Linked DNA regions of Mus musculus: region 1 is linked to region 2. A link is a loop called in an ENCODE intact Hi-C map of the cell type or tissue named here. Cell type or tissue: heart. All regions are shown on one strand. Each heading gives the region's core, and the rest is flanking DNA. Links, peaks and the distances in the headings are about the cores only. Region 1 holds the start of Hadh (hydroxyacyl-Coenzyme A dehydrogenase). Region 2 overlaps Egf (epidermal growth factor).

Region 1 (16,378 bases), core at 5,328-13,327, 1.5 Mb after region 2:
GCTGGTGCATTCTCTGATGCTCTGAGCTACCCAGCTTTCACACCAGCATCTGGCTCCTGTGACTTCACTGGTAAAATGGAACACGATTGAGACTTTGTTTTTAAAAACAAAACAAAATGGGCTGGAGAGATGGCTCAGCGGTTAAGAGCACTAACTGTTCTTCCGAAGGTCCTGAGTTCAAATCCCAGCAACCACATGGTGGTTCACAACCATCTGTAATGAGATCTGATGCCCTCTTCTGGGGTGTCTGAAGACAGCTACAGTGTACTTATATATAATAAATAAATAGATTGGAAAAAAAACCCAGCAGAACATGTTCTATCTCATCACTGCTGCTGGGGGACGCCGGCATAGAGGCTGCCTCTCCTTGAATGAGGACACAGTCGCCTCCGGGTCCTTCTGACACACAGAAGCAGCAGATCACCTGTGGGAGCCACCGTGGGAGGAAGAGGACAGCAGCACTTGCTCTTAGCCAATGAGTCAGCGGCTCTCTGTGGCCGCTCAGTCACGTGATGATACCTCCAACCCAGAATCCGTACATGAAATGGCAAGGAATTGATGGTGGGGCTTTTGTTTGTGTTTTGTTTTGTTTTGCTCTTTTGTTTTTGTTTTCTTTTTTCCGTGAAAACTTTCAAAATTTGGTCAATAAATAGCCAAGGTCAGGAGAAATTCCACTGAGGATGATGAGTGATAAATTAAAATTTGGGAGGTTTGTCAACAATAATTTTCAACCATGAATTCAAGGTAATGTTCTGGGGATTGTCTGAGGGTCACTGCATCCATCGTCTACTTCAAGTTCTGAAGTCGCTGTCACTACAAATACAACCCTAAGGTAGTCTGGGAACAACCTTATCCATGGGACAACTGTAATTTCCTGCTATTGTAAGTTCCATATATGTCACACACACACACACACACTTTAATGTCCCTTTTCCTTTATCAATAGAGTACATGCTATATGTCTATTACCTTTAAGCGTCTACAGGGTTTTTCCTGGAGAGTTATAGGCATGCTCTCTGTGCAGCTGTGTCTTTCCTTGATGCCTCTCTCAACCCTTAACTTAAAATCTATGTTTACAATGTCTTCATAAACTGAAACTCTGCTAAAAAAAAAAAAGTAAATAAATAAAAAAAGATAATATGAGAGCTAGAATTACAGTTAGTTATGAGCCACAAGATGTGGGTGCTGGGAACCAATTCTGGGTCCTATGCAAGAGCAGGAAGTCATCTTTGCCATGGCTCCATCTCTCTAGCCCCAAGCAACACAATTTAAAAAGAAGGTAAAATAGCACTAAGCTATTGAAGCTCCCATCTGTGTCAGCCCATTGTGGACAGAGTGAGCAGGCAGTCTGCAGCCTTCTTATGATTAGTCATTCCCACCTGTATTTCTTCCTCAGCAGACAATGGGTTTCTCCTGGGCAACAACCACATCTTACCTGCCACCCAGCACACGGGAGACACTTCCTAATAACAACACTGGGGTGACAAAAGCCTCAATTTGTGTATTATTCTAGAAATGAATGTTTAAGAAACCGTTACTGGGGCTGGAGGGATGACTCAGTGGTTAAGAGCACTGACTACTCTTCCAGAGGTCCTGAGTTCAATTCCCAGCAACCACATGATGGCTCACAACCATCTGTAATATGATCCGATGCCCTCTTCTGGTGTGTCTGAAGACAGCAACATAAAGAAACAAATCTTAAAGAAAAAGAAAGAGAGAGCGAAAGAAAGGCAGAAACTATGACTGCCTTTTGCTATTAGAAACCTTTACAGCAACCTTGGAAATGTTTTAGAATTGTGAGGCATCACATCATAGCTTGCAAAGAACAGTAAGAAGAGAGAAACAAGTTGAGAGCACAATCTGTTTCGGTGGGCGGGCGGAGGATGGTTTTTCCACCGCTGGTGTCCGGGATGCTGGTGAAGGAGAAACAGCTGGACAAGCACTGAGTGCTGCCTAAAGAGAAACTCCTGGTCTTTGTGCCCTTTGACCGCCACGCCTGTGATTTCCAAGTGGACTGTGTTTAGCTAGTCTAGCCGGTCAATGTGTCAAAGGAGCCCTGGTGTCTGTTTCTGTCTGGAACACGGGAATACAGACCCAGCAATTCCATCCATCACACAGGAGACTTAAGACATTGTAGTTTCTTCCCTATTGTAAGGTTAGGTCAGCAACCCTTTTACTGTTCAGGTTATTAGTTACAGATCACTTGGCATGGTGGCTGACAGCGGTGCCTTTCAAATTGTGTCTAGCCATGAACCCCTTCTCCATAGAAAAACATACATTCGCTGATAAACAGAGCAAAGGTCAGAGAAGAAAGGACAGCTGAGTCCACTAGGAGACGTGTGGATGTTAAAGTCCATCCGAGAGCACACTGGGAAATCCCTAACCTGTCCCATCCATTAGAATAGCCGCTGCCAATGCACTGCAGATTCAAAGTTTTAAACTTGTGTGTCTGATCTAGAGTATCCACAGAGCACAGGAACCCAGAAGGGGCTCATGAGAGAAGAGAGCGAAAGAGGCCTTAAGGAAGGCAGGGGACAGAGTCCGTGTGATATGAAGGTGGAGGTGGGGGAAGTATTGGGGAAGGGGAACTTATGGGATAGGAAGCAGGAGAATGGAGAGAGGAGAGATGGGAAAGAGGTTGAACAAAGTGAAAGACATATGAAAAAGCCTTATAGAAACCCACTACTCTGTAACCTAATTAAAAAATAATGGTTTAAAGAAGAATTATGATCAGAGGTATGTCCTACATGGTGGACCATACCTACCCTTCCAAGAAGATGTGGGTCACTAAATGAAACCCAGTGCCAGGAATGGGATATCGCCTTACCAGTTATGGTCAGAGAGGCCATAGAGGATCCCCAAACACTGAAGAAACTGTCATTGCTCTTTGTTGCCCATCCTAAGACACTATTTTACTGAAGACAAACGATACTTCGGTTGTAGGACAGAGAGAGATCAGGCTGAGCCTGGCCTGAAACCTTCCTCCCTGTTGGCTAGTTTTCACAGGATCAGAAAGCACTGTGCAGCCTCCTGAGAAAGAAAAAGTCGTCAATAGACTTCCCCAGGGGTAGACCTGCATGATACACGAAAAGCCCACCTGGCAAGATATGTCCTCCGTGCAACTGTGGGATAGCTATGGGGAGGGGAAAGCAACTGCTTTCTGATTTGATTTGAGACCCACCTTACAAGAGAGAATTCATGCCTGCTACAGTAAACTTGGTCAAAAGCCCACAGCAGGTGGGAAAGACCTATTCTGCTAAACGGACATGTTGTGAACACCCCTATAAAGGTGATGTTTATGCCCATGGAGTGGCGCTGCTGTCAACCTTAGTCAGAGAAGCTTCATCCACAGTTAATGCAGACCGGTGACTAGTCAGGGGGCTAAGAATAAGTGATCAACCCTAAAAAGAACATCTGTGCTGACCCTCTACACACACACACACACACACAAGGCTTGGGGAACATGGCAGAAGAGAGAGAAAGAAAGCATATGCAATCTGGAGGACAAGGAGTCATGTTGTCCTCTGGAAATGACGGGGCCTAGCATTCACGAGTTCCTATCAGCTATGGTTACCTGCACGAGATCAAGCCAGAACATATTCCAGCATGGTTGGGTGGTGAGCTAATGAGACTCCACACCCCTGGCTGAGGAGCCTCTGACAAGTGTTAGACACTGGGGAAGGGGGAGGCATTTTTTTTCTTCAGAAGTATGGTCCCTGGTGAGTTGCCCAGGCTCTTGCTGCTCAGCCTCACACCCACGTGTACACACACAGCTCTCTCAGAGTGTATTCAGTAAGATATTCAAAGACTGGAGGTTACGAAAGCAGGAGAGGGCGCAGAGGTGGAGAGGGCCAAAACGTATTGTGTGTACGCGTGAAGTTACTAAATACTAAATGAAAATCAGAATAATAGTTATCACATTCAACAAAAGTGTAGGCAAGGAAGTGGAAAAGGATTTTTATGTATTGTTGGTGGAATGCAAAAATAATACCTTTATGGAAAAAACACTGAAATTCCTGAAGAACCTAAGAACAGTACTACTGTATAAGCAGCATTTTCATTTGGGGGTATATGCTTACGGGATTAAAAACTGATAAAGCCACCAGATCTTCCTTTGGAGGTAGCTTAAGGCTTCTCCTGATAGTTCAAGAATAATTACATTAATAAGGAGATACTTAGAAAACATTTCAGGCAGCAGGCATGATGATGGCTCAGCAGGTAGGGAGCTTGTTGCCAAACCTGATAATCTGAGTTCAAATACCCAGGACCCATGTGGTAAACTGAGAGAATTGACTCCTACACGGCTCTTTTATGACCTCAGTATGCATTCCCTGGCAAGTGCACATGAACATATGTACGTGTATACACACACACACACATCCACCACATACACACACACATATACACACAAACAAACAAATGTAAGAAAGCTGCTATCTGGGTGCCAACAAAGCAACTTGGGCTTTCTGAGTTCCATAATGACACTGCCTGGCCCACCTAACTGTCTGGAAAGGATGGAGCTGGAAATCTGGAGTTAAACGCAGGAGTGGAGGCCATTCTGGGTTTGTTTTGGTTTCCCTCCAAAATTATTCAATGTTGTAACATTGGACTTTCCTTGGTCCTTTAAGTGATGGTTATTTAAGCCATTGAGAACTCTTGTTTTATATTACAGTGGCCTGAACACTCACCGTAAGACACTGAGGGCAAACAATATGGAAAACACACAGACACATACACACACACACACACACACACACACACACACACACATGCACACACACAGAGCTATGTCCTCAGCTCTAAGACTTTCTTGGGGTTGGTGGAAAGCAGGCTCAGCCAAAGGGGAAATATTTTTAGACAAGGGTGCTTCAGAGCTGTAAAAATAGGTCCAGTGAATAGCACACTTGTCAAAGTCCCTAGTACTCGAGCCAAAGGAGCAAGCAACTGTGCCAAGAAGTAGTATGCTGGATTTGTGTATCTTTGCAAATGGATCATAATACTGAATCAGGTTCTCTGAAGGGTAACCTACATGGTAAATTCAAGAAACTAGCATCACCTGGCCCAATACCTGGTCTCTCCACACTCTCAGCACATCTCTAGCCAGTGCCTCTTGGGACCCTGCACCAGAGGGCTGTACTTCATCAACATCCCAGTCTTTCCACAAACTCCCAATGTCATGATTATCCTCACATCTGACTTCTGACTGCATCCCAGTCTTAGCACAAATACTCAAAGGCAGGCACTGTCCTCTGACATCCGTGGGTTTGCTGTGATACTGTGTGTGTGTGTGTGTGTGTGTGTGTGTGTACACTAAATAATAAAATAATGTAAAATACAAACCACACTCCTGCAGGGACCCCAGTGCCTGCTCTCTCACACTTACACCGCTCACCAGACACCAGCAGTATGAGCTCCGAGTTCTAGCAGAGCTGGCAGTGAGGCAGGTATATGTATGTGCCTAAGGCAGAGCAGCAGGGAGGACTGAAAATGATTAGGAGAAAATGAGAAACCAAAGCAAGGGACAAGTGACAGCTAAAGTAGGATACCATTACCACAAAGAAAAAACAAACCTGACAGCCCCAACCCCTTACTCCCTGTAGGAATGGCAGAACTTCCAAATATACTCCAGGTCGGAAGGTGGATCTGCCATAGGGCTGAGCTTTGATCTATATAGAGAATAACCTTATAAAGAACCAAGGAACTCAGGAAAGCCGGGAGGACTTAAGAACGGCATGCCTTAAGTAGAAAAACCTACTGGTGCGCTGACTGTGACAGTGTATGCCTTCAATCCCAGCTCTCAGAGGCAGACGGAAGGGGATTTCTGTTGCCTCAAAGCCGATCTGGTCTATATGGTGAGAGTTCTATGCCAGCTAGAGCTACCTAGGGGAACTAGGGAGAGAGGGAGGGAGGAAGAGAGAGGGAGGGAGGGAGGGAGGAAGAGAGAGGGAGGGAGGGAGGGAAGAAAGGAAGGAGAGAAGAAGGGAGGGAAGGAAGGAAGAAAAGAAAAAAGGGACAGAATAGCTGAGAATAAAGCCATGGCCTTCATAAGGAACATTCCAAAGGAACACGGATGATCCCGGAACTATCCCAGTCTCCTGTGATACTAAGACTTCTAAGTGTCTATATTTATTGTTCAAGAAAACTTTAACTCATTGTAACAACAGAAGTTAATAAGGCCAACAACTTCACAGAGCTCTGATTATTGTTCCGTTAAACACCAAGAAATTCAGAAGTGAGGACGGTGAGAGGAGATGGGATTGAATTCAGAAGGTGGAGAGCAGCTTTCCAGTCTCTCCGAGCATCTATCCAGTCACGGAGCATTGCCCCAGTCACGGAGCATTGCCCAAGAACGAACGACTGCAGCAAATGTTCACCTGTAGCTTAGAACCTGAAGCTATCTCAATAGTTTAAAGAGCTCTAAAGAAATAGACACTATTTAGAACAGGTGTGTGTGTGTGTGTACACGTGCATGAGAAGAGCAAAGGATAACGTATGGGAGTTGGTTCTCTCCTACCATGAGGCAGGGTCTCTCTTGTGGCTTCTGCCATGATACATACTCCAGGCTGGCTGGTCTTCTAGCTTCTAGGTGACTCTGCTGTCATCACCTCCCATCTCCATGTAAGAGAGCTGGGACTAGCCAGCACATCCTTTGCGTTTTGAAAAGGACACACATGTTCAAACACACATACACACAGGCACACAAACCACACACGTTTGGTGGCTTTGGTCAGATGAACTTACTCCTGATCTTCACAAGTTCAAATATTCTCCACACCCCCAAAAGTGTGAGATGTAGACCACATTGTGCCAGAAAGTCTCTCAAACCTTATTCCTGGTTGGCCCAGTGGCTGCACACAAGTCATGTAATGAAGTGTATGAGCGCTCTGGACAATTCTTACAAAGACAGTGGGCTAAGCCGTGCTTAGAACTCTTCTATCAACCTGAGAAGCACACAGCTTGCAGCTTCCTCTTTCTCTCTCTACAAAGCAAAAAGCGATCTGTCTCCACTCAAAGTTCATTTAATGATACAAGCCATTTTGCCTCAAGAGAAATCAGCAGTGAGAGCCACAGGCAAACACATAAAACAAGTCATTGCTCTTAAACATTAACCTGCAGGCTAAGAGGTTTGGTTTGGGTTTTTGTTTTTTTTTTAATTTAAAACAAACAAAAAAGGGCAGGCAATGTAGACACTCTTAGAAGGTACACAATCACTAATGGCCTATACTCTGGCTAAATGTAACTAACCCTGGACCTCATTTGTCTAAAATTACTTAACTATTTGATAAAATGCATTGGGTGCGTACAAAATGTATTTACACCCCTTTCCATCCCACTCAGCACAAAATGGAACACGCCGATTAGTTAAAACTACAAACAGACTCTCCACTGACTTAGACCATTTCATAGAGTTCAGAAGAAATGGCAGCTGAATGTGTGATGCAGGGTAACCCTGATGCTACTTCGAGTTTGTACTTTTATGGCTTCACTTGGGTGGAATAATTAAATAAAAGGTGCTGTCCTTCTCAGCAGCTCGTGAGCAAACTGCACTGTCTGTCAGCTGGGATCTGTGTCAGGGTTAAGCAAGATATTTCCTACCTAAACCCAAGGCTCCTGCCTCAACATGGAGATCAGGAACAAAAGGGGCCTGAGGCTAAAAGGACAAGAGGACAGATGGCAGCAATGGTGCCAATGATCACAATGACACTTCTGGCTTCTTGGAGCTATATGCTATGTGTGTGTCAGTTAATTCCTTTATTGCTTTTCCATATTCCTACAGACCCTCTGCTCTAGAGAAACTGCAGAGACCAAGCAACTGCTTTACTGTTTCACCAACATGCAGATCGCCCAACTGCCTGCGCTCAGCACATGAATTCATCACTCATCCCTGGTACCAGAGGCAAAAAAAAGATTTACTACCCTGAACCAAAAACTGTCCATTATGGATTTTTTTTTCAAAAAGGAGACGGCATGATGGGTGGAGAGATAACTCAGCAGTTAAGAGCATTGGCTCCTCTTCCAGAAGATCTGGGTTCAAGTCCCAGTTCTCACATGGCAGCTCACAACTGTCTGCAACTATAACTGAGTTCCAATTTTAAGAAAGGAAGGAAGAAAGAAAGAAAGAAAGAAAGAAAGAAAGAAAGAAAGAAAGAAAGAAAAGAAAGAAAGAAAGGAAGGAAGAAAGGAAGGAAGAGGGAGGAAGGAAAGAAGAAAGGAAGGAAAGAAAGGAAAGAAAGAAGGAAGGAAGGAAGGAAGGAAGGAAGGAAGGAAGGAGACAGCACTAACTAGAACTGTTTGCTGCAAGGCCAAGTATAAGAAATGGACCATCTAAACCACTGGAACATAGTAGAGCTATTAATCAGGAAAGCAGTTTCCCCTGCAGGATCAGAATGGTCACCTAAAGTGACCCAGAGGAATGGCTGTTCCTTATGAATGCCCACTATTTAGATGGTGGGTGTTTGTTACACTTTTATTCAAAAAGTTCTGCTAGGAGTTGCATAGCTTTTCCTCTCCCCGCTTACATTTCCATAGGAACTCCCTGATCCAGCTGCTCGAGTATTTAATCCACAAATCCCTGATGCCCATCCTTGTCAATCACTTTAATCCACTCGTCTCAGGTCAAAGTTCGAGCACCTTACCCAGTTAATTCTAAGTGCTTCCCGTGCTTCAACACACTTTCTTTGGATAGACACAGCATCCACAAGACACAGCATCCTGCATTTGTGCAAAAGCTGCTAGATGCTTTCTAATTAGTTTCGAATCCAAAGCAGTTTGGGGGGAGGGGAGGAGAACCCTATTATCTTGTTAATAAGATGTTGCTTAAACATTGTTTAAGGGATACATTGTTTTTCTTGGACCTGGACAACCAATCTCATTCCTCACAGCCTTGAGTTTTTGTGGTGCAGAGGGATACAGCAGACTAGCTATATTTTCTCCAGCATAGCCATGTATGGTTTTTGTTGTTTAATTTAATGGACTTTGGAAGGAAGTGCAGTCAAGGCTAATAAATAGCAAGCATGCAAGTGTGCATTTGGTTGGGAAAAGACACTGACCTGCGAATACCCTCCCTAATTAAAATTAGGTAAGCCCTTCACTGCCACAACACTCAAACTGCAAAGGCCTCAAAAGATACGAATATAATAGCAAGTTCATGGAAAAAGATCAGAGCTCTCTACTGTGTGTAGGAAGTTAACTCTTAAGAGAAAATGGTACTACAGACATCGCAGTAGCCAAACTGCACAGTTGATTTTGAACTGTGCCTCAGCTGGCACCAGGCAAAGTCCCACAGAAGCCGATCAGAGATTAGAGACGTCTCAGAGCATAAACTATGCTTATCTCTGTCGCCCACTCTCTTGAGGTTCAGAGCTGGACAAGCACGCAGATTTCAGCACCGGGCACTGGGTCAAAGGTCAAAGTTTCCTGGCCCAGGCCTGGGCGGAGTCCCAGCAACTCCACAAACTCCCACTAGGTGACTTTCCAAACTGTTACAAAAGTGAAGGCCAACGAAGGAAACTTGTGGGAGAGGCAGGACACTTGGAAAGAAAAGTGCCCAGACCAACACCCAAAGAACTGTAAAGAAAAAAAGAAAGAAAGAACAAAGAAAAAACTTATCAGGAAAACTAAAAGAAACCGCAGCCCAGGTCTTGGCGAGCGGATTCCTGTCAGATCCAGGCAGTGAGCAAACACTCTGCAACTTTGCACGCACAACTGTGCACAGTTCAGCTCCAGTGTGCACGCGTGCACCAGCGCGCTCCACCGAGCCTTCCCCGGCCCGGCAGTTAGTTGAGAAGCATGCACGTAAGGATCGGGCCGAAGGCTGTAGTTCTGGGACACTGAAGCATGCTGCACCTTCTCGGACTTCATCAAACTATTTCCACCACACCCGGGGCGCGAGGCCCGCTCACCTGCGCGATGCCGGCGCCCATCAGCCCGCCGCCGATGACGGTCACATGCTTGATCAGGATCTTCTTGGCGGCCGCCGACGCAGAGGAAGAGGAGGACATGGAGCGCAAGAATTGCCTGGTCACGAACGCCATAGCTCAGTGCAGCAGCCGAGGAGGAGCAGTGGGGACAGCGCGAGAGGTCCCGGAGCGTCGTGGGCGGGGTCGGCGACGTTGGGGGCGGGGCCTCGAACACGCCCCACCCACCCGCCTCCTGCACAAGCTGCAGGTCCACCCCGCCCCCCCCCCCAGAGGGCGGTGCCAGGACTCAGGCCAGCATGGACTCCGGCAAAGCAGGGACCCACCAAGAGACAACCTGTAGTTGCCTTCACAATCTGGTGGGCTGGAGTTGTGATCGTGAGAATTGTGTTTAGAATGAGGACGGTAACCCCGGATAGAGAACACAGGAAGGGAAAGCCTGGCTATTGGCCAACTTTCTGCCTAGTACTGTGCTAGTGATAACAGAATTACTGCTGGTTTTACTTCTAAGCGTTCATCTGGTGCCCCCAAACTCACCGTCCAGAGGAAAGCCATCCGCCTTTCACCCCACTGGAAGAAATGATAGTTAATCCTGTGTGCAATGAAGCTCCCTGCAAAAGTCTCATCTGTGTCTCACATTCTGCAGAATAAAACTAACTTCCTGTCTGAATGTTAGAGCTCGAGTCCAAGTTCTCTCGGGCTGTTTCTAGTTACCCACCTCTGTATCTAACTTAGGTTACATCGAACTTAAGCAATGTGTTGCCTAGCAGACCACTTGCTCCCATCCGTCCCAAACTAAAACAGTTAAAACAACAACAACAATAACAACAACAACAAAAACAAACAAACAAACACCGGCATAAAACCCTAGGAAAAGAATTACTTGTTCCACTGTAACCTGCCTGCCCAGGGTCTTCAGCAATGTTCTGTAAGCCGATGGCTTTATGACCTTCTTGCTCTGTAGCTATAAAAAGTTTATGTAACTCTGTCAGCAGTGAACCTTGTCCTTCAGAATTGTTTCCATGCCTGTTCCCTGCCTCGGGCTCTTGCATGTGGCTGGGAAGAGACTCTCCTGCACTCCCTTTGAAGCAGGGGCTATGTTTTGCATTGACCCTTTGAATCTTATTTTTATATTTAATTCTTCAAAATAAGCAAAGCCTACTGAGTGCTACATTCCAGCCAAGTCACAAAAATAAAATAAAATAAAAGATACTAGGAACGGAGGTAGAAGGCTACCCACAGAAACCCAACAGCTTGAAGAATGAACACGTTTATGAAGGAAGGAAGGAATGTGTACAGCAGTCTGAGGAAAGATGCAAGACAGAGAGGAGAGGCCCCTATGGCTGAGTTGCCACTGAGAGAGGACAGCACATTTCCAGGAGGCTTGATGAGAGGGTTGCAACTCTTAGTTGTCATTTGGAAAGATGAAGTATAATCCAAGTTTGGTGCTGTGATACTATAATTTTCTCTTTCTTTCTTTCTTCCTCCCTTTCTCTCTTTCTCTCTTTCTTTCTTCCTCCCTCCCTCCCTCCCTCCCTCCCTCCCTCCCTCCCTTCCTTCCTTCCTTCCTTCCTTCCTTCCTTCCTTCCTTCCTTCTTTTCTTTCTTCATCCTTTCTTGTTTCTTTCTTCTCACCAGTGTATTATCTGTGCACTGTATGGATGTACGTCCGAGGAGGCCAGAGAAGGGCATCAGTTTCCTGAGCTTGGAGTTAGAGATGGTTGTGAGCCATCATGTGGGTGCTGAGAATCAAGCCCAGGTCCTCTGAAAGAGCAGTCAGCGCTCTTAACCACAGAGCCATCTCTCCAGCCCTATGATATATTCTCAAATGATATCTCTGTTGTAATATTTCATGTGTACCTCACACCCAAGGTAATGTACGTTTTCAGATCTCTGCTTTTCCTTGGGAAAGAATGATAAATGGGTCTTGATCCACTTGTGCTGCTACAACAAAACCCCCAAATGTCTCCTGGGAGCAAGGCAAACCCAAGTCAAGGTGCCATCAGGTTCATTTTCTGATGTCGACCCACTTTTAGCTCAAGGATAGTTCCTTGTATCTGCAGACGGTTGAAGGGTGTGATGGTGAATATTGATTGTCAAATGGAATGAATCTGTAGCCGACTAAGAGAGCCACCTCTGGAAGACTCCATGGAGGTATTTCCAAGAAAGGTTAACTGAGGGGAGAAGATGTCCTCCCTGAGTGGGCAGCACCTTATACAGAGTGGGGGTGGGGTGCACCCTAGATATAAAGTGATCTGAGAGAGAAAAAATAGACTTCCTGCCTGCCTGCCTTCTTCTCCTGCTGGAGAATTCCTCTATTCTGCTGTAGCTGCTGCAGTCATCCTTCCCTGACATGAGCACCTAACTTAGGCCTTCCAACATGGGATGAAGTGCAGGCTCTCTAGGGCTCCTCCAGGCCTTCAGCCAGACTGGGACTGCTGATGCAACCAGCCTCGCAGACTGAGTGGCTGTGACAGCCTCAGCCTGTCCAGTGGCAGGCACCACTGATGGACACTCCAGCCCCGCTTGTGTAAGCAAGTCTATTAAGTCACATCTCATAACGAACATTACCCTGACAGCCCTCCTTCTAGAACAGTGTTCTCAACCTGTGGCAAACCTCCCTCTCCCAAAAATACTTACAACTCATAACCGCAGCAAAACTACAGTTATAAAGCAATAAAATAATTTTATGGTTAGGGGGTCACTACAACACGAGGAACTGTATTAAAGGGTCACAGCATTAGGAAGGCTGAGAACCACTGCTCTAAAGAGAACCATCTGGGGCTCTTTCTTAAGCCACTAGCCCACCCAATCACCTCCCAAAGGCCCATCCCTAAACACTTCTACATTGGGTTTTAGTGTATGCATCTGAAGAGGACCCACAAACACTACTGTAGTACTCCCTAGTGACTCTCAAATCCAAGGCCATCTGTGATAAACAAGGGTGCTGTGTAAAGAAAAGAGGCGGGTGGACTGTGAGTACAAGGCCAGCCTGGGCTACATGGCAAGACTCTGTTTAAAAAAAAAACCAACACCCCAATAAAACACAGGGAAGGCCAGCTGCAGAGCCAGGGTCCTGGTTGCTTTACTGAAGGAAGGGCCTGGTACAGAGCAATAGGTAGATAACAGTGCAGTCTCTGTGGGTCACATAGATGGATAACTGTAGTACTTAGAACACAGAAGGCAGAGCAGCATGGTTTGAGGCTGGGGAGGTGGCTGGGGGGTAAGTGTTTGTTTGCTATGAGAGCAAGGAGACCCTGAGGTCAGATCCCTGGCACCTATGTAAAAAGGCACCTATGTAAAAATCTGGCTCTGACAGTTTGTGCCTCTGATCCTAGCCCAGGGAAGGCAGTGAAAGGACAATCCCAGGGGCTTGGTGGGCAGCCAGTGTAGCCAATCGGTATGCTCCAGCTTCAGTGAGAGACTGTATCCCTGAAGAAAGCAGAGAGGGATAGAGTGGCAGGGGTAACTGTGGGAAGCCACATGTGCCGTTGCAGGGTGGCACTGGCTATCGCTGGCCACCATGCATACATAGGCAGTAAAGTTTTTTTGCCAAGATGAGGTTTTGAGAATTAACCAATCAGATGAGAGACAAGTTAACCAGTCAGATGAGAGACAAGTTAACCAATCAGATGAGAGACAAGTTAACCAATCAGATGAGAGAGACATTAACCAATCAGGCATGAGACATGCAAATGAGGTGGTAAGCATAACCCATGCATTACCAATCCGGGTGTGAGACACGCCTCTCCTAGGCCTATATAAGCAGCACCAGTTCTGGGCTTGGGGTCTCTTCGCCTCTGCAATCAAGCTCTCCCAATAACCGTGTGCAGAAAGATCCTGTTGCAGCGTCATTCTTGCTGGCCAGTCGGGTGCGCGCAAGAGGTAACCATTCTGCATTAACCCGTGGCCCCCACGTGTGTACTCTTGAATGTGCCTGCTTACACATTGCATGGGCATACCCACACATATGCCCCCATACCCACACATATGCCCCATACACAAAAGCAGCATATTTGACACCGCAGCCAGTGGGCTCTAAGAATATCAAAGCAGGCACTAGTAGACCCTGTGACCCATGGTGATGGTGGTGACCAGGCAGAGAAAGCTGGGCCGACAGCCTTCCCTCTGCACATATACAGAAGGGCAGGATTTGGTAACAGCCAAAAGCATTGATCAGGGGGTCAAATTCATTGAGTATGTTGTAATTTTTTGTTTGTTTCTTTATGGAAAGAGAATGACCTCTGGCTTTGGGGGAATGAATGAGAATGATACTGTCTTTCTTGTTTTGTTGAATAGGTTTTAGCTTTCCTATATCAGTGTGATGGTGTGTATATGCTTGGCCCAAGGAGTGGCACTATTAGGAGGTGTGGCCTTGTTGGAGTTGTTATGTCACTGTGGGCATGGGCTTAAGACCCTCATCCTAGCTGCCTGGAAGTCTTCCACTAGCAGCCTTCAGATGAAGATGTAGAACTCTCAGCTCCTCCTGCACCATGCCTGCCTGGATGATGCCATGCTCCCACCTTGATGATAATGGAGGGAACCTCTGAACCTGTAAGGCAGCCCCAATTAAATGTTTTCCTTTATAAGAATTGCCTGGTCATGGTGTCTGTTCACTGCCGTAAAACCCTAAGACCATCAGAAAACAAAAAGTTGTGATTCCAAGAGCAAAACCCAGAGAACATCGAGCTGAAGGTTCACTTACTGAAGAATCCATGATGGTTGACCTTGCCTAAGGTTTCATGAAAATAAATTAATTTTCATAATTAAGAAATGTGGTAAGTTTGAGAAAGCAGAGTTCTCTTTTCACACAGCCCACTGAGACCATCCTCCAAATGACAGCCGAGCCGAGCGTTTGAATAACACTTGGGCTATTTTTACAAATAATTTTATCAGTTTGAGCTTTTGGAGGAAAAGGGTCACGGCTGACTTCAGATTATGAAGGTTTCTTATTGCAGGTTTTCTTATCCTGTCTGCTGTTGTCCCTAAGCCAGCTGCGCTTTAATCACCTGGGAAACCTTTCTCTCTACCCAGAAGCACAATGGCTCCAACTCACAAGTTAACGTTTAGGAAACCTAAAACATAAGATCTCTTGGGAACAAAGTGGTTTAATTCAAAACAAAACAAAACCTTAAAGGTGAATTTACAGGAAATACAGTGGTGCGTGGTAGGGTTGGTACAGTCTGGATTAAAGGTTCGAAGCCTTCGCATATCTCACCTGTGCCCTCGTGGCTGTGGGATTTATAGATCAGGATTTTCCCGTTTCATAGCTCATAGGTGGGCCCTCTGAGCTGTTGCCAGTGGACTGCTCTCAGCTGACTTTCTCTAAACCATTTGTCAAGATAAAAGAAAAGAATTACCAAGTAGGCCAGTGGGGAGGGTGGTGCAGTGCAAACTCCTCCCCCACCCCACCCCCCATTCCCCCCAAGGAGGGAACAGCTATGCACTACATCTTTACAAATGAAACTCTGGATTTGTTTTCCTTAGATTCCCGTGGACAAACCTTTGTGCTTTGAAAGCGAGTCATTCGCTCAGCCTCCTGAAGAAGAGCGACGAAGGGAGTCACCTTTCTGAGCAACTTTTATTTACTTTTGATCTTCAACATTTATCTTGTGTGTGCTTACATACCACGAGTCACGCATGAAGGCCACACGGCAACTTACAGAAGATGGGTTTCTCCTTCTATCCTGTGGGCTCCCAGGTCATTAGGTTTGGTAACGAGAGTCTTTTCCCTCTCCACCATCTTGATGGCACTTGACTTGCTCGTGTTAAATGGTTGCACATGGAAGCAGCCAACACACATTCAGCCGTTCAGGATGTTTGCCATTGTTCTAGGTGTTTTGGGTGAGTTAAGTTATGGAATATTTATGGTAATCCCACGAGGTAGCCTTCTTTTTTTTTTTTTTTTTTTTTAAGCCGAACACAATTTTAACTGTACTCAGGGAGACACAATCGCCCAAGCCCTTGGGGTCACACGCAGCAGAGGGGCGACAAGGGTGGCGCCGCCTAGGGTGGGGTGGAGAGGGCGTTCGTTTGCAATCAGACTCCTGGGCGCTACATACAATGTCCCATTCTCCCTTCTAGGGCTCTGGGGTCCTCACGAAGAAAGGTTGTGCCGGGACCATGCGCCCAAGGTCTGAGGATGTCCTCTGCGACCTGCGTCAGGCGCTGTGGGTTCAGGCCCAAATAAGAGCGCCTGGAAGTAGACGTGGTCTCTCTAACCCCTGGTGTCAGTCTTTACCCTTCCTCTTCCTGGAGACCCGAGAGGCCACGATGTAGAAAGAGAGGCGGGAAAGCCCGCACGGAGCTGCCCAAGTGGGGCGGTGGGGCTCAGGGAACTCTAAAGGTGAGAACTGAGGGTCAGAAGCCTGGGGACAATCCTTTCCCCTCCACGTGCAGCGGGGACACCTCCTCCCGGGGAACCCATCCAGCTGCTCCCAACCTGGAGAACAAAGGGTCTGG
Region 2 (16,378 bases), core at 4,159-12,158:
TCTTAACCGCTGAGCCATCTCTCCAGCCCCCAGGACTTTTTAAAAGATGATGTAAACTAGTCACACCCTCTGCAGCACAGGCTATGTACACTTGAAGGCTTTGGTTTTTGTTAGTTTTTTTTTATAGAGTTGCATAATAGAAAAAATTGATATTTGACGCTTTTAAGAATTACTGTCAATGTTAGGGGTATAACAGTAACATTGTGATTGTACCTAAAAACTGACAGATATTACACTAGGGGGTGATAGTTCCTTTTGAGGTGTAATAATATATCACCACTGGCTATTATATGCCTCCCTTTTAAAGATACACAGTGAAATATTAGCTCATATAGATTAAAATAGAAATATATGTGTTTAATTGTTTATATAATTTTATTTCCCTTGCCCTGAAGTTTTTCTCTTCTTTTTTTTCAATAGGCTTGTAATAGAACCTAGTTATACATGTGGTTGTTGGTTTTTAAGACAAAGTTCTTCTCTGTAGCCCAAGCTGGTCTTGACCTTGGGATTCTCCTACCTCTACCTTCAGAGTGCTGGAACGACAACTCATACCACAATGTCCAGCTTCAACTAGCTGTATTATAAAGCAAAGTGAAATATAACCCCCAGTTAAGTTTGATGCACACTGCTAACCGAAGACCACCCACTCAGATCATAGCCACTTTAGGGACATTAGTGAAAATAAAAGAACGCAGTACTGACTTGCTGCGGCTTACCGTGACATTGTTTCCCATCAGGAAGCAGAACAAATCCTGTGGGGCATGTGCAGTGATAGGATCCAGGGGTGTTTTCACACCCAAGAGTACAGCCGTGATTCTGAGTGGCACATTCATTGACATCTGCACAAGGACAACAGCCACCCATGAGTACCCTTGAAAATGAATTGTGAGATCCCGAACTGACACACAGTAGGGCATCTCATGCTTGCTTCCACTGCAGATCGCCATGGGAGGGTTCTCTCTCCAACCCTCAGAGAGGGCGACAGAAATCAGTTCAGTGCTCACAGGAGTCCTTTCTATCAGCCCAGAGTTACCTAGAGACCACTTTCTCACAGTTTTAGACAGGATTTATCCTTTGCTAAAAAGTTAAGACAGGGACTGGAGAGATGGCTCAGCAGTTTAAGAACACTAACTGTTCCTCCAAAGGCCTGAGTTCAATTCCCAGAAACCACATGGTGGCTCACAACCATCTCTAATGGGATCTGATGCCCTCTTCTGGTGTGCCTGACACATACATAAAATAAATCTTAAAAAAAAAAAGTTAAGATGAAATCCTCTAGAAAGCTAGGAACTCCTTTTTGTGACTCTGAGAATTGATCTGAGGGTCTTATGTGTGTTAAGCAAGCACTCTATCATCTGTCACTGAGCTACCTGTCTCTCTCCCCCTTCTCTGTTGGAGAAAGGGTCTCCCTATGCCTCCACAGCTGGCTTGAACTCACTAGGAAGCCCAGGCTGCCCTTGAACTGCAGTCCTACCATTGAAGCTGGGGTTAGAATATTTTAGCCACTTTAGGATATTTCCTGTTTTGCTTTTGGTCTTTCCCCTCCTCAGGAGGGACACTTCTCAACAACTCTGCTCTGACTGACATGTCAGGCTTCAGTCCTCTGCTTCCTCAGCATCAGCTGACTGGGCATAAGCAAGGGACTGTTGAATGTGTATACCACTGCGCCTTCTAAAAAGCAAGTTACTTCTCCAGGGCTCCAGAGCTGATTACAGTGGACCAGGAATTTCCAAACAGGAGGAGGTCTAGATAAGCTGGATTCCGTTTCCTGGGGTTCTCTCTAGATCTCATGTGTGGTTAGATAAGTATGGAATACTCTCAAATCTGGTGAAAATTTAAGAAAAGAAATTGCTCATCCTGATATTTTGCACAGTCAAAATAAAAGAGAGAAGGGGAAGAGAGGGAGGGGGAGGGGGAAAGAGGGAGAAGGGAAGGAGGGAGGAAGGGAGAGAGAGAGAGGTGTTGACTGCCCACTCAGAAACCCAGAAACCAATGGCTCAGTTGAAGAGATGGCTCAGAGGTTAAAAAGCAATTGCTGCTCTTACAGAGGACCTGAGTTCGGTTCCTAGTACCCACACTGTGTGAGTATCCACATTGTGTGGCTCACATTCTTAATTACAAGTCCAGGGGATTCCATGCTCTCTTCTAGGCTCCACGGGCACCAGGCATGCACGTGATGCACAAACATGCATGCAGGCTCTCGTACAAACAATATAAAAAAAATAATAAATCTTTTAAAAAAACTAAAGAAAATCTTGGCCTGTTATCAGCCCCTCAGCAACTGCCTAATGGTTTGCATCTAGCAACAAAAGTCTACAAAACAAAAACAAAACTCGAGAGTATAATAGAAATTAAAACAGAAGAAAAAGTTCTCTTCTGGGGAAAGAAGGAAGGGAGGGAGGGAGCGAGCAAAGGAGGGAGAAGATTGAAGTCTGTTCTTCTTGGAGGCCCTGGACACCCCCCAGCCCCCACAATACAGGCCACAGACAGACACACGCACTTCTCTAGCGGACCTCCTGCCACTTGTCAAAAGGACAGCTTCTGGCGCATGCGCACATTACCTTCGCAGTACTTCCGGTCTCGGCTTAACGTGTAGCCCTCAGCGCATGCGCTCGAGTGGGACTTGGGGTCTCGCTCACAGAGACCGAAGCGGCATGGTCTTCCCCTCTGTTTGAGAAGTTCGGGGTCTAAAACAGAAGAGTGTTTACTTCAGAGCAAATGGAAATGCGGTTTGTTTTTTTTTTGACAGAGGGCCATGAGAGAACTCACTGATTACAGCGGAGCTGGGGGTGGGGCTAACCTCGCAGTGACGTCACAGCGGTGCCGCTACAGCCTCGCTCTGCTCCAATCAGGATCTCCCTCCCTCCCACCCAATAGTGGTCAAGCCTCTTATTTGCCTAATCGTAAGGCTCCTGCTGTCGCTCAGGGGCAGGGCAGGGCATCCTAATTAGCTGGAGATGGTATTTAGTTTGCAAAATGAGCATAGCTTATCAGAGCCTTCATTTTGCTTTACATTTATATATTAAAACTATGCATACTATATCTTTAAGAGTTTAAAAACCTCAAACCTAACAATGTGTTTTTCTTGACTGAAATACACCTCAGGTCTGATACTTGACTGGTTTTATGGTCATTATTTAAAGAAGCAGGTTTCATACTTCATACTATTGGCATATGCCTCACTTCTGAATATTGCATTTTACTGCTGCTGGCATCCAATGTGTCATGACATATCCCAGGGGAAGTGTAAAGTATACTCACTGAACCGGATGCTTGGGGCAAATTAGCCAGAGTTGGGTTAAGTCACGTTTAACTGAGTACTACTGTTACGTGTGCTTATTACCCATAAACTGAGGCTTAGGTTAAATTCACTGTGATGAATCGTGGCTTGTATGGTAATTTGACTTTTCAGACCCAAATGTCAAGAATGAACAACGGTATCATGCAACCTTTTCAAAAGGTTAACAAGAACTTTGTCCATCTTGCTCCCTCCAACATTTGACCAATTTTAATCGTAGACCCTTTGTAAAGAGCTTCAGAACTTCTGTAAAGTGCTTTAGAAGTACAGAAGTAAGCCTATGGGTGAGTGAATTTTTTTTTCCAGAATGCTAGAGACCTGGGAAGAGATGAAGGTAAAGACTGAAGATTGGGGGTGGGTGTGGAGACATGGACCTTTAACCCCAGCACGCTGGAGTCGGAAGCAAAGATAAGAGTGTGTCTAGCGAGACCCTATCTTTCAAAAAAAAAAAAAAATTCGGCATTGTCAAAAGATCAAATTTGAATGAATTTAGCTAAATGACTTCTTCGTCTTTTATTATCAATCCATAAATCGAGCAGCAGTGAATCTAAGCCTCCAGAGGTACTGTGCTGCGGGAGGCCCAACAACTGGCCTTAGTGGAAGGGGGAAATGGCAATGTGAAGAACAGCTTGGGTGGCATCAGGGACTCCCCTTGTCGGAGTTAAAACAGCGCGACTGCTGGGGAAATTGAACTGTGGGGGACTTGGCTATCTCTGGTCTCTCTCCTGATTGCTCAGGTTAGATAAACAATCGGTCACGTGGAACATCATTTACAGTTGGGTCTGTCCAGGATCTAGGGCAGGTTTGCACTCAGCCTAAGCCAGTGACCTCCTGTGCATTCATACATCTTTATTCAAAGACACATAGAAAAGGGAACCCCAGGTGTCTACCTATTACAGAATCTAGAGGGATTCTGATGCCACAGTATTCAAAATATACTTTTAGAAACTCTAGCCTAGTGTACCACATGTCAGTTGCAGGTAACTACTTTTAACTAATCTGTCTTATATTCTTAAATATTTCTAATTTATTCTTTCAAATAATTAAATGCACAATCTTGCCAACAAGCAATACAATTTCAACAACACTTATTGGATATGTTGAGTTGCAGTGGGTGCTATTTTGGAGATTAATTCTAAAATTTTGTTTATTCTCTGTGGTTTTATGTCAGTTATACACACATATTATTCATATTTCTGTGCTTCACTTAAGCTTTCAAAAATTAGGATACAAGCAAAATTAGGGGGCTGAGGGTGTAGATCGCTGGTGGCGTTCTTGCCTAACTTGCAGAAAGCCCTGGGCTTAATCCCCAGCACAGCACAACACTGGGCACAGCACACAGCAGTATACGCTTATAATCTGTACCCAGAAGGCAGAGGCAGAAGGAGAATAGTTGCAGTTCATCTTCAGCTATGTAGTAAGTTTAAAACCAGTCTGGGGTACAAGTCCTTGTCAAAAGGAAAGAGAGAGGGGGAGAAGGAGGAGGATTGTGAGGAGGAGGAAGAGGAGGAGGAAGAAGAAGAGGAGGAGGAGGAGGAAATTAACTGTCAAGCAAAGTTAAAAATAAAAGGCCTCTAATAAAAGTGAAGGAAGAAAATTAGAAATGTATAGTTATTGGCAACAAAATATAGTCATTCCAACTTTAAAAAAATCAAAGCATAAAGCATGTGTAAGTTTTGTAACTTTACAAGTGAACACTATAGTCCAGAGGAGTCTGCATCGGCCTCTTAATGGCACCAAAACGCCACCACTTCCCTAAGGTAGAAAGAAGACAATGCTCCCTATAAATAACTCCTTATAAACATCTTTTCAAGTCCAGCGTGGTAGATAATTATAGGATTAAGAACCATGAAAACCAAGTTCTGTTTCTGTCTTTTACAACAAATCACTTCATATCTTTGACCTTCGATTCCAATCCATGAAATAGAATCATTGAAATAGATACTCTCTGACACACCGATCTCTCTATTTTAAATCTATTTCTGGAATGGCAAGGATCAGACTCAGGGCTTTGTAACACTAGACACGCGCTCTACCACTGAACTACACCCCCAGGTCATTTCCCCCCTTCCCAAACAGGGTCTTGCTCGATAATCCAACCTGGCCTCAAATGTTCCGTCCTCATGCTTTGTCTCTTGAGTGTTGGGATGATTGGTGTGAACCACAACACCCAGCTCTTCTTTTAGAAAAAGATATGATTTTACAAAGAATTGTTTATAGTAATTCCTCTACATTTAAACCTCAAAGACGTCAAACTTAATGACTGCTTAATATATGGTAATAAAAAAATCAAACTGATTGATGAAGAAAACATTGCAAAAAAAAAAAGAAGAAAAAGAAAACATTGCTCTGTCGGGTAGAAGAGGCATGCTGGATTTTATTCTAGTTCCCTATTGTCTATCATACTTTTAATTTCTATTCTATTGGACCATCATCTGGACCATCATCACCATCGTTACAGTTACATACACATACACACACACATTAAAATTTATCTTAGCTACCTGTTTATAATTGATAAGCGTCTGGGAGTAAGTCATACACTCTATTCATATTTACTGTTTCAATAGAACCTAGAGTAATGCCTTTCACAGTGTGTGTCCAGCAGGTGGTCATTGTACTTGCACCCCTGTTTGGTTGGTCCTTGAATTCCCACTCAACCTTACTGATAAAACTGAGAACCTGATAGCTCTCCTCTGCCCACTGCTGGTGGTTTCCAATGATATTCAGTATTAATATAATCCACTCCCCGATGCTGAACACAGGCGGGGAAAATGATCACTGTTCTGTGACTGTGCTGATCGTGCAACATGAATTCAGATGTTAAACACCTGAAAAGTCATTGCAGGAAGCCGCCCAACACAGGGCTGAGAGCTGTATTTTTGCTAATCTCCTTAAGCTGCCATTCTTTAGCTTCCAAATCAGCCAAAGCTAACACTCAAAATGCCGCTGCTGTCCTCAGGTAACACCCCTCGCAGCCCGTCAGAGGGCTTACTACCCTCCAGATCAACGGAAGCTCCCAATGGTGGAGTTTAATGTCCACAGCCTTCAGCAACTACTAGATACCTGCCAAGCACACAGGCCGAGGTGAGCTGTTCTCCAGTTTAGTAAGTCACATTGTTCCTGGCCCATGGGATTCCCTAGCCTTGTGCCCCCCACCCTATGTGCTTCATGCTCTGTTTGTATCTTAAATTCTGAATTCCGTGTAACATTCACCCCATCGAGAAAACTTTTCTTCTCTTTGTTCAGTCCATTTACCCCAAATGAGGCTTTTTTTTTTTTTTTTTTTTTTTTAGTTTTTGGAAGGAGGGTTTCTCTGTGTAGCCACCACCACCCAACCCCAATGATTCTTACAACTAAGTATTTGGCAGTCCCTAAATATTTAGCACATATCAATAAAAATTAAGAGTACCATTTTTATAAATTAAATTATGATACTTAATGTTTAGAACAAACCCTCAGAATGTTTACAACAAATAGTATTTTATAGATTAAGAATTTTGTCAAGGATCAAATAAGTGTAGAATTGTGACTCAATCTCACACCTTCTGAGTGCTTTTTATATATGGACTCTGTGTGTGCGCTCATGCACGCCTGTGTGCCTGTGTACATACGTACTTAGAATGTTACAGTGTGTTAACCTCTGTAAAACCTACGATCACATTTTGATTCACTTGCTTATTGCCTTTCTTACGTGTAAGTTCTCATAAATAACTGCCTGAGCCTCCTCAAAGGTTCTGCAAAGTATGTAGTATAGATTTGGGGAATGGGCAAGGGGGTTCTCTGTGAATACACACACAGACACACACATACAAAATAAAGACTTGCCGTTTTGTGCTACTGGAATTTTAAACTGTGGTTTAAAAACAAAACAAAACAAAAAGCAATCACCCGAACAGGATTTGGCTACTTGCTATTTTTATCCTTCTGGATTCCTTTTAAGAATTAGAATGGAAAGCAACCAGTGGCTTTGAAGGAGTTGAAAAATAGGTGTTTTGGGGCCGAGGATGAATGGAGCATTTGCTGGTGTGTACTAGTTCCTGTGAGCAGCTGGGAGAACTAGCATTTATGACACCCTCCCTTTCTTATTTTATGCCCATTACTGACAAGCCTGGCCATCCCATACAGTGAAGGTGGGGAAACTGAGGTGTGCATGAGCCTGCTCCCCTGTCCCCTGTGTCCCCAGTCGCACAGTGGCCTTGCATCCCAGGCCTTCAGCGGCAGCATCACCCCAGAAAGAGGAACCTAGTGTTCATCTTTCCTATGCAGACAAGCCTCAGATGAGCTCCTCTGGTGAGAGATACTGCAGGGCAAGTATCAAGAGGCTAGTCACAACCGATAGAAGCATGCCAATCACTTAGAAAGGAAAAGCCATAAAAGATGCTTTGGGTGGTTCTGGGAAACAAACTCTTTCTTCTTCAAACATGCACGTCTGGGAGAGCATCAAGTTTCGAATTTTCATTTCCTATACTAGCTCCTTGGAGCAACGCTATATTTGATATGGAAAGATTCCTCTGTGTATAGGAATTCAAGCAGATAAATGGTAGATAGTGATAGAGGGGATGGCTTCACTCTGAGCTCTTAATTAAAAAAAAAAAATGATGTTAGTGACATAGGCACTAATCAGCAGCGTCTAAAGCCATTGTGCAAAGGGCAGAAGGGAAGTTTATAGATGGTAGACCGAGCTGGCAACTTCTGACCTGCTGGTTAGCCAAAACCTGACCGGGAGCTGGCCCCTGTGTGTCTGTCAATTGGTACAATCGGAGGGGTGCAGTGCCGCCTGCAGGCTTATCCAGGAAGTGTTCCTAAAAAAATACTGGCTCTTAGGCTTCTGGGGCCAATGCTCCAATTCTGAGAACGACAAGGGAGACAAACATGTTAAGCAACACCAAAGGTGTGGAAAATTCAGAAAGTGGACAGCGATCCAGGACAAATGAATTGTTTTCTCGAACAAACACAGGACAAGGAAAAGCTACAGGTTAAATAATCTGAGACCCCATCAGCAGGCATGCGGGAAAAAGCAATGTATGAGCCCTCACAGCAAACAAGGAGCCATAAAGACATAAAGAGCATCTTCAAGTATTTAAAAAGGCATTTCAAATGGCAGCCACTTGGCAACAGGAGAGTCCTGTACTGTGAGGCTGGCTTTGCTTGAGCCAGGGCTTTCTCGCCAGTGGCATGGATCTGTGACACTTGTTAAGATGTGACAGTAGCTATGAGTGACTGAACAATCCATATTTTATTTTAAATGTCTACAAGTAGTAGCTTACAGAATTAAAGAAAGTCAGTGGTGTTTTGTGCATGAAGTCATTGTCAAATCTTTCACACCATTTGGAAGACTGGTTCCCCTACTGGCCAATGAATATGCTTTTGAGACTCATAATCTTAAACCTCAGATCTACATCTAAGGAAAACAGAAGAAAGAAGAAGAACAATAATAAAATTAGACCCTTTGCTAAATAACGCCTGTAAGCAGTCAAAACATAAAGTCTTTAGAAGTTCACCATTAACACACCATAAATAGTGTGCACACAGAAGTTCATTAATACTCCATTGATAGTGTGCACATAGAAGTTCATTAATGCACCATTAATGATGTGCACAAGGAAGTTCATTAATACATCATTGAGAATGTGCACATAGAATTTCATTAGTACACCACTGATAATGTGCACATAGAAGTTCATTAATACACCACTGACAGTGTGCACATAGAAGTTCATTAATGCACCATTGACAGTGTGCACATAGAAGTTCATTAATACACCACTGACAGTGTGCACATAGACGTTCCCACACTGGGTTTAGTGTAATCCTATAAGATCAGGGCAGCAGGGAGAGACCAACTTACCTGGGCTGACACAAATGTGAGTTAAAGTCTTTGTTTGGAATCAGCTAGAAGGAGCTCAGAGTGGGTAGGGCATGGGAAGGCTTTTCTGTGTTTAAAGTGCCTGAAAGGGGAAGTGTGAACTCCGTGGTCTCTTTAACCAGCAGGAGGAGTAAATGGGTAGATGACAGGTTTTCCCAAAACAGTTCACAGAAATCTGTGCTATGACATAAATGACCAATGGAGTGAGAGTCCATGTGGTCAGGGGGGGAGATGCATAGCGTCAATCACCCGCGTCAATCACCCTGAGTTCCAATCCCAACCCCACCACACTGGAAAGCACCCGAGATGTGTTTTTAGTTTCTAAAACAGAACTCAAAGCCCACCCTTGTCCATAAAGTTATCACGAAGTTAGACGACATAATCTAGGGAAAGGCCCCAAGTAGAAAACTCTGGGGACAGTCAATGAGTAGGCCTGCTGCTCTTAGACACAAAGGCAGTGTTCTGAGATATCACCTATCTTGCAAACTGGTTCCTTCTAATTTAGGGGGGAGCACGCCAAGGGTGGAGTCGGGGTGGGGCAGCGTCCACATTTGTTTTTTCCATCACTAGTTAAAATCCTCTTGGCTTTGGAGTAGAGTGGAGAGCTGTATTCCCTGTCTCCATTGCTAAGGAAGTTTAGAGAGACTGGCAGTGACAGCTAAGCATGCTGGGTGCCATGTGATTGGAGAACTTCTCCAAGAACACACTCTCTGCAAATATGTTCTCAGAACTCTGGGGTGCAACCACTAAGTTGGTCAGGAAAGGTGTTCTCGAAGGCAGTGGTGTGGAGCTGTTTCTTGGAGGATAAGAAGAGGGCCAAGGAAGAAAAGGGGAGCGAGTGGAAGGGAAGAGAGGAGAGGAGGGGGGGAGGGGAGGGGAGGGTAGAGTTTGGTTCTGGAGTGTGCTGACTAGCCTGGCAGAAAGGAAGCCCTTCTTGGGAAGAATGTCAAACCTCTGAGGCTATCTGGGACAGGGAATGGAAGACACCATGGTACAAAATGAAACACAGACCCCCGTGACGTACAAAGCCATGAAATGCACAGAGGGGCCAGTGAGGAGACTGTGCATTCATTGCTGAAAGCTGTCAAAGGTTTTAACTAAGATGGGACAAGGTCAGATTCTCACCTGTGGAGGCTGTTGGTCCCTGCAGCCTAGGAAATGGAGGTAGGGTATCTAACTTCCTAGGGAGCAGTGGGGGAGGGGGAGCTCTGGGAGGGAGCACAAGGAGGTTTGCTTACAGGTGAGGAGTTGTTAGAATCTGGAGGTTGGGGCATTAAACAGGGAGGAAGGGGCAACGCCTGGATTTCTAGTCTGAGAGATGGGATAAGTACTGATCCCTTTCACTGAGCTAGAGAGACTAGGTCAAAGTTCACAGGTCCATTGTTTCCTTTGGAGCAAAGACATCCAGGGAGGATGCTAAGAAGGTGGAAATGACAGCCTCAGTGAAGATTTCCTGCATCCGCTGTCTATGATGTCCTTGGAGGATGCACAGAGCAAGTGAGGAAAGAGCTCAGAAACTCTCCAGCCAGCTCATCAGAAGCTGCAGGCTTCTCCACCTCCTACCCAGAATGAGAAGGCAGTAGCATGAAGCGTCTGCAAGTAAAGTCAGCCTGTCTTAGCGAAGGAACGAAGGATGCATGCGCATAGATCAGCACACCAATCTTCCCCGAAGAGCTAAATTGGCTTTGCTTCCGTGAGTGGCATCTCTGCCAGGGTCAGATAGAGTCTTCACAGGGTTGCTCCCTTTGGGATGTTATGGGTAAGTCCCAAGTGGTTTGACTCTATCCTCTCTGCATCTTTCCTTTACAAAACATCTTCGCAGCTTAAGATGTGTCTAAGAGCTCAAAATTGGGTGTGCACTAGAAAGGACAAATTGAAGTCATGGACTGATACATAAGAAATCTAGTGGGAAACTGCTCCAAGCTCATTGGTCCTTAGTACATCTAACCGTATGTACCATCCCACTCAGGGAAACTCAGCCTGCTTAAACAACTTGTTGACCCCTGCGTCTCAGTTATTTGACCTCGGAAGGATCTTTCCAGAGCTCACATACAAATAGTTCATTAGATTCCACAGAACTAGAATCTTATAGCGCATCCTTGATAAGGAACGGCTTAGCCATTGTCAAGAAGAAATAAGTTCATGAGCCCCTTTCTTTGCATCAAGTACTTGTGTTTCATTAAAAAATGACACCAGCCAGGTTACTTAATTTTTTTTTCTCACTGAAGTAGCTTCACAACCAAATGCCTTCTAAACCCAGCTGGTACTGACCACTCTCAGGGAAGCTCTAATTACAGACAAACCTGAAAACGGAACCCAGCAGTCTCCAGAGACGTGTGTCTTTACAGTTAAAAGGTATCTGGCACACTGAGGACCTGATAAATATGGTTATTTTTTCCCTAGAGGAAACAATGATATATTTCATATGTTTCCTCTAACACATAAAATCAATAAGTGTGTTGGTCTTCCCATGTCCCAGATGAAAAATTCTTGCTTTCTAATGCATTTAAAACAGTTTAAACATGTTAATGATGGCCAATGTGGCAATGCTCTTGAAATCCAAAGGTGCCTTGCACACGGAGTATGAATGAAGGTCACACCTACGTCAAAGACGGGAGCTAACTCCCAGTGCCAGCAGCACCCCAGAACCAGGTTTTGCTGGTTTTGCACTGGCCTTGGCTTTCCAGTCATGTGGTTTGAGGCTGCCCTCAGTAAATTCTAATTTTTTTCTCCTGAAGTTCATGCTTTCAGTGACCTTACTTGAATCCTTATCAAAAAAGCTGGACAAGAATCAGGGATTCTGGAGAGAGGCTTTGCTTACGGTAGAGAGAATATAATCTGAAGTACTGAGCAGGAGTTCCCCCCAAATCCATTATCTCTCGAGCTAAGAGCTGAGAAAAGGCCAGTAGGCATTGACTAGCCGTCTAGTCATGGAAAAGCCACTCCAGGTCTTCAACACATGAGCTAGGACATAAATACAATTATTCCAAGTGTCGTGTCTCACAGTGCTACGTGATGGGCCAGGACAGTAACATACATGGAAGCACACTGGAAGGTAGAAAGGCTCCATGGAACACGGAAGAAGATGGCGGCGATGGCCGACATCCATAGCTGTTACGTAGTAAATGAGAACAGTTAGCTGAAACCACTGAGACTAACGAACACCTCCTCAACACTGGGTTTCCTGCATATCATCAGTGAGCTACAGCCAAAGGCCATGAGCCGGCTTTCCCCGGGGAAGAATCTGAGTGTGGGGGTTCACATCCTTCCCCTGGGGGCCAGTTTTTATTTTACGAAGTCACTGCCAGGTTGTTGCCATTCAGTGCACCACTCACTATAGCTCCCAAATAATTCCTTTCTCCGACCTCTGCTTTATGAACTGAGATCAGTGGTTAAAAATCAGAGCCCTTCACTAGTAGCGACGTATTTTCACTCTTTGCCCACCACTGATTTTCCTACCCACGGAGGCCACCAGTGGGGACTCAAAGGAGGTTTTCTGTCACGTCACTTCTCTAAAAACTCGTCCTTGAAGATGTTCTCTAAGCGGCCACGTGCTCAGATGGGTCTTTTTCCATCAACCGATCAAATAGCACCTCACACCCCATCTTTGCTCTCAGTGTGTCTTTCCTTGAACTCATTACAAGGTGTTACTAGGTCTCTCTACCTGCTCTTTTTAAAAACTCTGTTTCCCATCTCTTAATACAGAACATGCAAGCACATCATGGCAAACCATCTTATTTTGTTTTATTATTTGGGTTTTAACTACCACGCATACAATGCTTATTCAGAAGAAAGCAAATCTTAAGTAGTAAATGTTAGCCAAATAAATGAATCATTGTCTAAATCTAGTCACTGCCCAGCTTTAATTTCCTTAGGAATCCTGTACGTCTCCCTCATATAGATGAAGGCAAATGCTAATAAATGTGTTTTTCTCTCTTTAATCTGCCTTATTACAGGACTACATTTTAGCTAAGAGCTGATGGAGGTTGAAAAAAAAAATCCCCTCCTACACACCACACTTCCTGGTCGTGCTTGAGCCAGTTCATAAGAAGTGAATATGTGCAGGTACCTAGTGACTCACCAGGATCCTTAGCAGCGTCCTCTGTCCTGGGCTGTGCACGAGGGTGTACTACCATCAGTTTTCCAGGTGTCACAAAGGATGGATGGAGGTTAATCCTGACCGTGTCCTTCCCCGTGTGTTTGTTGGCTATCCAAATCGCCTTGCTTTTCAACACTGAGTAGAAGATCCGATCACCAAAAAAGGCCATTGAAGACAAACTGTGCCTAAAAACAACCAGAGAGAAAAAGGGGGTGGAGTGGGGGAGGGTTAAATAACAGGATACGTATTACTTGTATTTTTAAAGCCGAATCCCCCACTTGAATTTTCTTTTGTTTGTTTGTTACTTTTTTGTTTGTTTTCTTGTTTTTTGTTTGTTTGTTACTTTGCCTTTATTTCTCTCTTTGGTTTAGGAAAACATATTCCGTTTAAAAATCTGACTTATGTCATTGTATCCAGAACTACTAGGATAAAATGTTTACTTCCACTTGACCTGTTCCTCTGTCACTGGAGTGTGATGAAAACGGAGATGAAACCTGGAATCGGCTGTGAGTGGAGTGCTGGATTTGATAGCTTCACACCAGGCTAGGTTTCGCTTTCTCCACAAGCTGGCTCCAGAGCAAGTCTCACGAGAGACAGTGCTTCCCAAATAAATTGGGAAGTGAAGGAGAAGGACAAAGATGATCAACCGGTGGGAGCTTATCCTAGGCTACACACGTTGCTAAGTATTATTTGCGTATGTCCCCAAGTATTATTTGTGTATGTCCCTCTAATCGTTACAAAGACACCAACAAACGGGGACTGTTGCCAGAACCCCATTAAAGAAAACCTAAAACAGGAACCATTAAGGACCAAATCCAAAGTCACTCACCTGGTGACTGTGTGTAAGCAAGCACACCCCGTAAGTTGACAAGAGTCAAGTTAATTTGTCACTCTAGCTTCAAATGCTCCTTTGCTGCATAGCAAAAGCAAAACCTACCGTGCTTGATGCCTGATAAGACGGACGGAGCCACCCTCATAATCACAGGAATGAATGTAAGCGTGGCTTCCTTCGCCACTGTCCTGAACCCAGAAGAGCCGTTTGTCCAGGACATCCAGAGTCAGCACCGATATTCCCCCTGTCTCCAGCAGTGTTTTTACATCAACACCTTTGAGGTGTGCTCTGTGAAGGCTGCCGGTCACCTCTGAAGACCAAAACATCAACCTGGAGATGAACATATCACACACAACCACAACTGAATGAACAGCCACTGAAGTGGGGGCTCTCGGGGCTCCCACCTCTGGTGTCTGCCCAGGGGAGTCTGACTGCTTTGAATGGGAATTCAATTGTGTGTATGTATCTCCTACTGGAAATGCCGTGGGATTTCAAGTGTGAAGGATAACCAAGCTTTTATAGAAGAACATCAGGCAGGGAGAACACCTAGTGTCTCCCAATCCAGCCACTTGTTTTGGGGGGGAATGGTGCCTGTGTGTTGTCAAAGAAGACCTGCATCTCACTCAGGAGTCCTGTCAAGTAACACAATGTACTAATCTTGGTGAGATTTGAAGCTCATTTCAATCTCCTTTAAAACAAAACAAAACAAAACAAAACAAAACAAAACAAAACAGATTTTTTACCTCTCTATTGGATCCACTGCTATATTTGACGGATGTTTTAAGGAACTTAGAAGAACTCGGGAATTTTTCCCTGTCATATCTGTTACGGTGATGACTCCGTTCTGTTGGTCTACCCAGAGAACTTCATCATCTATCCAGTCTATGGCCAGCCCAGACACCTTCCTCTCTACATTGCACACTTTCTGCAAAACCAAATTTAAACATTAAGAATATTTCCAATTCACAATGAAATTGCTACTTCATCACACGTTGAAAGTCTGTCATCTTAGTATTTGCCATTTTAATGTGTTCTCTGCATCTTTTAAATGATGAAATAGTCACAGAGTGAGCTTGTTTCGATTCAGCAACAGTACATCCCTCCTTGTGAATAGGCTTCCTGTATCATAGCTTTGGAACCCCACACTATCCTATATACTATTGAAATTAGAAGATCAGCCACGATAAATTTTTCACAGATTTTTTTTTAATGCTTAAAACAGTTCTTTTAAATTCCATTTGTTGATGGAATCCTAACATTAATTCAATTTTAGGTCTTTCCAAACTCTGGTAAAATTCCACTGCGGTTTGAGCAGGGTCATAGAGTGAGTGGATGTCTCACCTGCCCCCTTTTAAAGAGGATTTCGAGCACTCCAGCCTGGCCTCGAACTGTTTAAGTTTGAGGATGGCTTTGATCTCCAGGTCCTCCTGCCTCTGTCTCTTGAGTGCTGCAATTACAGGCCGACCCAGGGTTTTATGTGTGCCAGGCAAACATTCTATTGACTGAGCTATAGCCACCACCTCTGGAAACAGTTTTGTTATGAAACCCTGTTTTGCTCTGCCCACTCTTCTACCATCAAGACCCGTTCTTCCTCTAGTTCTCAATGACACCAGAGAAGCAGTGTTTCTCTTTATGTCTCAGGCTGTCCCTTGCCTGTTCTCGAAAGAACCAAACCAAGGAATCTGTATTCTTGAGTCCAACCCGAACAAATCAATGAGTCCTCTTGGGGCTTGGGTTGACAAGGCAGGAGGAAGCCGTGGGTTTTACCCTCACAGGTTCCTGTGGTGTCTTAGCCCTGCCACTGTGGTTCCCACTCCCTTTAGGACGTTGGTGAGTTTGGAGCTGGGTAGTGACAGCACAGGCTCAGAGCTGTGCTAGAGCTTTTGTAGAGCTGTCCAGCCGAAACCTTAAACAATTCTGTGTTCCCTCGTTAGCGCTTCCCTTTAAATTGCTTTCACGTTCAGTGTGAACAGCTCAGCGTGTGCTATTTTCTAAGTTTTAACGACGGAAGGGGTGATGGTGGTGTACTGGTGAGTTATTAGGCACCAGGCCAATCCTTTCCTAAGGACTTGACATAAACCCACAACTGCTTATTCTCTTTTCCTTGGTCGGTGACAGGGAGTCTCTAAATTCTCAGATTTCCATGCCGTTCTAGCAGATGTCTGGAGAGTATGGAACAGGCGAACTTGTTAAAGTGAGGCTAGCTAGTATTAGAGATGCGCTAAAACAGATTAGCACCTAATTGAAGCTTTTAGAAATAATTGGAAGGAGAGAGGTTTA

The links. Peaks named below come from ENCODE experiments on the same cell type or tissue, not always from the same donor. Only the 100,000 strongest peaks of a DNase experiment are listed, where the experiment ranks them.
Region 1: a loop joins it to region 2, with 4 times the contacts of the local background. A loop is called at or near these places in 2 of 42 quality-filtered maps.

What each region holds. Positions count from the first base shown.
Region 1 is chr3:131,261,974-131,278,351 of GRCm38, forward strand. Hadh (hydroxyacyl-Coenzyme A dehydrogenase) reads right to left here and starts at 10,128. Exons shown (of 8, transcript NM_008212.4): 1 at 9,903-10,128. The coding sequence starts at 10,034. In heart, for the core only: a CTCF peak has its summit at 9,465; DNase peaks (open chromatin) are centred at 9,418 and 10,118; H3K4me3 peaks cover 2,419 bases; H3K27ac peaks cover 2,021 bases.
Region 2 is chr3:129,722,554-129,738,931 of GRCm38, forward strand. Egf (epidermal growth factor) reads right to left here. Exons shown (of 24, transcript NM_010113.4): 3 at 14,842-15,023; 4 at 14,204-14,428; 5 at 13,249-13,451; 6 at 2,562-2,687; 7 at 717-839. Among named protein-coding and RNA genes, the nearest start is that of 6330410L21Rik, 23 kb to the right of the region's middle. In heart, for the core only: a CTCF peak has its summit at 8,076 (motif pointing left); no DNase peak of the experiment used is centred there.